Regions from separate parts of the Homo sapiens genome. Here region 1 is linked to region 2. Evidence: read pairs that join two places in POLR2A ChIA-PET (ENCODE). Cell type or tissue: HepG2. All regions are shown on one strand. Each heading gives the region's core, and the rest is flanking DNA. Links, peaks and the distances in the headings are about the cores only.

Region 1 (2,921 bases), core at 271-2,770, 67 kb after region 2:
CCCTCCCTCCCTCCCTTCCTCCCTCCCTTCCTGCCTTTCTTCTTTCTTGCTTTTCTTCCTTCTATCAGGGTGTTGCTCTGTCACCCAGGCTGGAGTACAGTAGTGTGATCAGGGCACAATGCAGCCTTGAAATCCTAGGCTCTCAAGTGATCCTCCTGCCTCAGTCCACCAAGTAGCTGGGACTACAGGTGTGAGCCACCATGCCCAACAGAGCATTCTGAAATTTTGCTGACATCTGCCTCACCACAGCTCCCACTTAGCAGTTCTAACTTAGTCCTTTGGAGCAAACACAAAACTAATTTCACAGTTTCTACCAAGTGAGTGAGGGCACTAGAGGAGTATGCGGCGAAGACCTCAGTGGGGTATCCTGGCCAGTCAGACTCACCCTGTGGGTCAGAGTCTGGGTCCTGTGCTGGATAGACCTCTGGGATGACTGCTCACAGCGCCATTTTAGCCTCTAGTGCAGCAACAACAAGCACTAATCAAAGGACAGTATTGAGCGCCTGCTTTATGCCATGACTTTCATTATGTCATTTAATTCTCACCGTAACTCAAATATCATTATTCTAAAGATGAGGAAACTGAAACCCAGACATTAAGTAACTTGCTCAAGGACATAGAGGAAGCAAGTACTGGCATCAGAATTCTAACCTTTGTCTGCTGCGTTGCCTCCTGGAGGGTCTCACCAGGGGTGATGACCTGACCTGTGTCTCTTCACACGTCTCCTCATTGGAGCACACGTTCTACATTGTTTCTTCTGAATGAACTCAACCTGGAGAGCGAAGGCTTCCAGACCTGCCAAACCAACATTATTGTTGATTCCAATCTCTCTCCTTTTCCGGTACTTCCCTCTTGTCATCACCAAAATCAAGCATATTACATTCGAACTCATCACCCTTCTCCTGTCTAGGGACACATTTCTAAGTTAAATCTACCTCAATAGATATGAGAAACCTCTCCTTTCATACCTCTCCTCAACAGGGTCAAAAGAATCTTTGGGCCTGGCACATGGCTCATGCCTGTAATCCCAGCACTTTGGGAGGCCAAGGCAGGCGCGTCATTTGAGGTCAAGAGTTCGAGACCAGCCTGGCTAACATGGTGAAACCCCATGTCTACTAAAAATACAAAAATTAGCCGGGCATGGTGGCATGCACCTGTAATCCCAGCTACTCAAGAGGGTGAGGCACAGAAATCACTTGAACCCAGGAAGTGGAGGTTGCAGTGAGCCGACATCCCTCCACTGTACTCCAGCCTGGGCAACAGAGTGAGACTCTACCAAAAAAAAAAAAAAAAAATCTTAGAATGGCTTGGTGTAAGGTTGGGGAATCTCAGCTAAATGGTTCATCATGACCAGGTTAAACAGTTATTTCATCTTCTGCAGTGATGAGTGTGAGTCTTCCAGTTCTATTCCTGATGTGGAACTAAAGAGCTGAATAGCACAACTGTAAGAAGAGCATACATGAGCTTTGTCCTTGGCCTGTTTTCAGGTGAAATTTAGTAGCTCAATGAAATGGAGCTCTGGGAAAACATTGCAACATATATAATACTTAAGATGTAGCAAGAATGGTATCTCTCCAATTATTCACATAGTATTTTAAAGGACCTTTCACACAATCCTTGTGTCCTTGTCACTACTCACTCAGTAAACTGTAAACTATTTTTTTTTTTTTAGACAGTCTCGTGCTGTTGCCAGGCTGGAATGCTGGAATGCAGTGGCGCAATCCTGGCTCACTCAACCTCTGCCTCCCTGGTTCAAGTGATTCTCCTGCCTCAGCCTCACAAGTAGCTGGGATTACACGCACGTGCCACCACGCCCAGCTAGTATTTGTGTTTTTAGTAGAGACGGGGTTTCACCATGTTGGCCAGGATGGTCTTGATCTCCTGACCTCGTGATCTGCCCGCCTCAGCCTCCCAAAGTGCTGGGATTACAGGCGTGAGCCACTGCACCTGGCCAACTGTAAACTCTTTGAGGGTAGCGTATGTACTGTGTTCATAATTTTCTCTCTCATAGTTCTTAGTACCGTGCCTTTCCCACAGCATCTGATTAATGATTTTTTTCATGAATAAGTGAATGAATAAAAGAAATATAAAGGTGTCTTTATATGGTCAATATCAATCTAGCTCAAGTAGTAGTGAGTCAGTTTCGGTCATTTTGAAGCAAGAAAATACTTAACAGGAAATACCACGACAAGAAGAATACGATGAGATCTAAAATCTTTGGTTAGTTATGCATCTAAGGTTACATGGATCTGGCAGCAGAGTTTTAAGTACATTTCTGTATGACATTCTGAGTGTGATTTGGTGTTGGAATTTTAAAGCCTCTCTGTTCCATGCTTGATAGAGTCCTTTCTCAAAAATTAACAAAATACAAAAGCTACACCTGATTGTCTTAAAGGATGCCTGTATTTAAATAGAGAAGTTATTTTTATGACTAAGAAAAGAAAATCATATAAATAGAAAATGTCCCATGTAGGTAATGTGATCTGTCAAATAATTGTAGTTTTTTTCTTCCCCCTCAATTTCCTCCTGCTGCCCTGCCCCTTCATCTCTGTCATGAGGGGGAAACTGTTACAATGCTCATAGTCTGTGGACTCTGTCTTGGATAATGAATTGAAGGAACTACTTTTTTTTTTTTTTTTTTTTTTTTTTTGAAATGGAGTCTCGCTCTGTCACCCAGGCTGCCAGTGCAGTGGCATGATCTCGGCTCACTGCAAGCTCCGCCTCCCAGGTTCAAGCGATTCTCCTGCCTCAGCCTCCCAAGTAGCTGGGATTACAGGTGTGCGCCACCACACCCAGCTAATTTTTGTATTTTTAGTAGAGATGGGGTTTCACCATGTTGGCCAGGCTGGTCAGTCTCCCGAAGTGCTGAGATTATAGGCATGAGCCACTGCACTCGGCCTTGAAGGAACTACTTGTTAAGT
Region 2 (2,921 bases), core at 189-2,688:
TTTCACAGTGTTAGCCAGGATGGTCTCGATCTCTTGACCTCGTGATCCACCCGCCTTGGCCTCCCAAAGTGCTGGGATTATAGGCGTGAGCCACCGTGTCTAGCCGATTTGACATTTTTAAAAAATGGTGAGGAGGAACATTCTCCACATGTACTAACTGACTGTGTTTATGTGAACGGTTTGTTCATATGCTTTGCTCATTTTTTTCCCCCAGGGCTGTCGGCCTCTTGTTACATAAGATTTAAGTTAAGGAAGAATTCAGTCATGTTACAAATACTTCCCATTTTTACTTTTGCCTTTTATTAGATGTTTGACTTCTTAAGTTTAAATTGGCAACTCTTAACTCTTTCTCTTTTTGTTTTCTGATCAATTTTATGGCCAGTACACAGTTTATCTTAATATTACATTTTAGCATCTGGTAGAGCAATTTTTTTTTTTTTTTTTTTTGAGACAGGGTCTTACTCTGTCACCGAGGATGGAGTACAGTGGTGCGATCTCAGCTCACTGCAACCTCCGCAACCTCAGGGTTAAGCAATCCTCCCACCCCAACTTCCCAAAGTAGATGGGACCACAGACGTGCACCACCATGCCTCTGTTTTTGTTGCTGTTGTTGGTTTGAGATGGAGTTTCGCTCTTGTCACCCAGGCTGGAGTGCAGTGGCACAGTCTTGGCTCACTGCAACCTCTACCTCCTGGGTTCAAGCAATTCTAATGCCTCAGCCTCCCAAGTAGCTGGGCTCATAGGCGCTCGCCACCACGCCCGGCTAATTTTTTGTATTTTTGGTAGAGATGGGGTTTCACCATGTTGGGTAGGCTGGTCTCGAACTCCTGACCTCAGGTGATCTGTCCACCTCAGCCTCCCAAAGTGCTGAGATTACAGGTGTGAGCCACCATGCCTGGCCCAATGCCCAGGTATTTTTAAGTATTTTTAGTAGATATAGGCTCTTGCCATATTGCCCAGGCTGGTCTCAAACTCCTGAGCTCAAGCAATCCACCTGCCTCAGCCTCCTAACATGCTGGGATTACAGCATGAGCCACTGTAATTTTTTAAAAAAATTACTTTGATTATTCTCATCTATTTATTATTCCAGATAACTTTTGGAATCACTTGAGTCTCAAATAATCTTGTTAGGATTACAACTAGAATAAACATTTTATTACATAATATTGTGTCTTAGCTGAGCACAGTGGCTCACACCTGTAATCCCAGCTATTTGGGAAGCTAAAGCAGAGGATCACTTGAGGCCAGGAGTTTGAGACCAGCCTGAGCAACAGAGTGAGACCCTGTCACTAAAAAAAAGTGGAAAAAAATTGGCCAAGTGTGGTGATGCATGCCTGTAGTCCGAGTTACTTGGGAAGCTGAGGCGGGAGGATCATCTGAGCCCAGGAGTTTGAGTTCAAGTCTTCAGTGAGCTACGTCACTGCACTCCAACATGGGCGGTAGAGTGAGACCCTGTCTCAAAAAAGAAAAAAAAGAAAGAAATGTATATAAAATGATGTGCATATCTACGTATCAAATATTTTTTATCTTACCACTCGCATCATTTTGTAAAATACATAGGTCATAGCCATTTCTGGCCCCAACCAGTTACTCTTAGAGAGTTTATAAATTATGAATGAGGCTGGGCATGGTGGCTCACACCTGTAATCCTAGCACTTTGGGAGACTGAGATGGAAGGATCACTTGAGCTCAGGAGTTCCAGACCAGCCCGGGCTACATAGTGAGTGAGACCTTTTCTCTGTCTTTATATAGAATAAAAAGAAATAATTATGAATGAGATATTTTGTCTCCCGCCTTCTATTTTTCTAACTGATTACATGGAAGAAAGTTATTAATTTTTATTTTTTCATTTTTATCTTGCTGAATTCTAGTGATTTTAAAGGGTTTTCAATAATTCTCCTGTGTTTCTTAGATAGAAAATCCAAACAAGCAGAAATAATTTTTCCAATATTTTTACCTCTTATTTCCATAAGACTTATGGCTATGACTAGACAGTCGGAACAACATTAAATGGAGCACTGTTTCATCCCTAACAGCAATGCCCTGAGTCTTTTACCTTATGTATTTGAAATAGGCATCATAGTCAGGATGTATTCTTATGATAGCTTATTACCAGGAAAGAATGCTAAAATTTCAGAGTACTTTCTCGTATCTATTGGGAAGAACATTCAATTTTCCTTCTTTCACTTACTTGTATCATGTTGGTAGACATATAATAACCAACATCATGTAGTATTTACTATAAGAAGTCAGGCATTGGCTGGGTGCGGTAGTTCATGCCTGTAATCCCAGCACTTTGGGAGGCCGAGGCGGGCAGATCACTTGAGGTCAGGAGTTCAAGACCAGCCTGGCTAACATGGTGAAACCCCATCTCTACTGAAAATACAAAAAATTAGCAGGGCATGGTGGTGGGTGCCTGTAATCTCAGCTACCCAGAAGGCTGAGGCAGGAGAACTGCTTGATCCCCAGAGGCCGAGGTTGCAGTGAGTCGAGATTGCGCCACTCAAAAAAAAAAAAAAAAAAAGAAGAAAGAAAAGAAAAAATAAGTCAGGCACTGATAGAAGTGCTCTACACCTATTAACTCAACCTCACAACAACTCTGAAGAAGATTTTGGTACTCCCTTTTATAAATGGGGAGGAAGAGGGCCAGAGAGGTTAAATAGTTTGTCCAAGGTCACACTGCTAGAAAAGAGGCAGAGAGGGTGTTCCAGACTAGGCAGTCTGGCTCCAGAGTCTGAGCACTTAAACATAACACTATGCTACTGTTCAAGGGATTCCCTGATAGTAGGCTACCCTTACATTCCTAGACTACCATTCACTTGGTTATGTACATGGTTCTTGAAAATGAATTGCTAATACTTTATTTTGAATTTCTGCATCTATATTTATGGGGTGTGTGTGTTGCTATTTGTCAGTTTTGG

What was found. ChIA-PET counts read pairs that join two places held together with the same protein. Peaks named below come from ENCODE experiments on the same cell type or tissue, not always from the same donor. Only the 100,000 strongest peaks of a DNase experiment are listed, where the experiment ranks them.
Region 1: POLR2A ChIA-PET joins it to region 2 with 7 read pairs; 4 of 35 experiments call an interaction of 5 or more read pairs at or near these places.

What each region holds. Positions count from the first base shown.
Region 1 is chr12:64,816,784-64,819,704 of GRCh38, forward strand. It overlaps a transcript of TBC1D30 not described here. Among named protein-coding and RNA genes, the nearest start is that of TBC1D30, 6.4 kb to the right of the region's middle. In HepG2, for the core only: no CTCF peak of the experiment used is centred there; a DNase peak (open chromatin) is centred at 1,628.
Region 2 is chr12:64,749,447-64,752,367 of GRCh38, forward strand. All of the region lies in intron 2 of GNS (glucosamine (N-acetyl)-6-sulfatase), which reads right to left. Among named protein-coding and RNA genes, the nearest start is that of GNS, 8.5 kb to the right of the region's middle. In HepG2, for the core only: no CTCF peak of the experiment used is centred there; no DNase peak of the experiment used is centred there.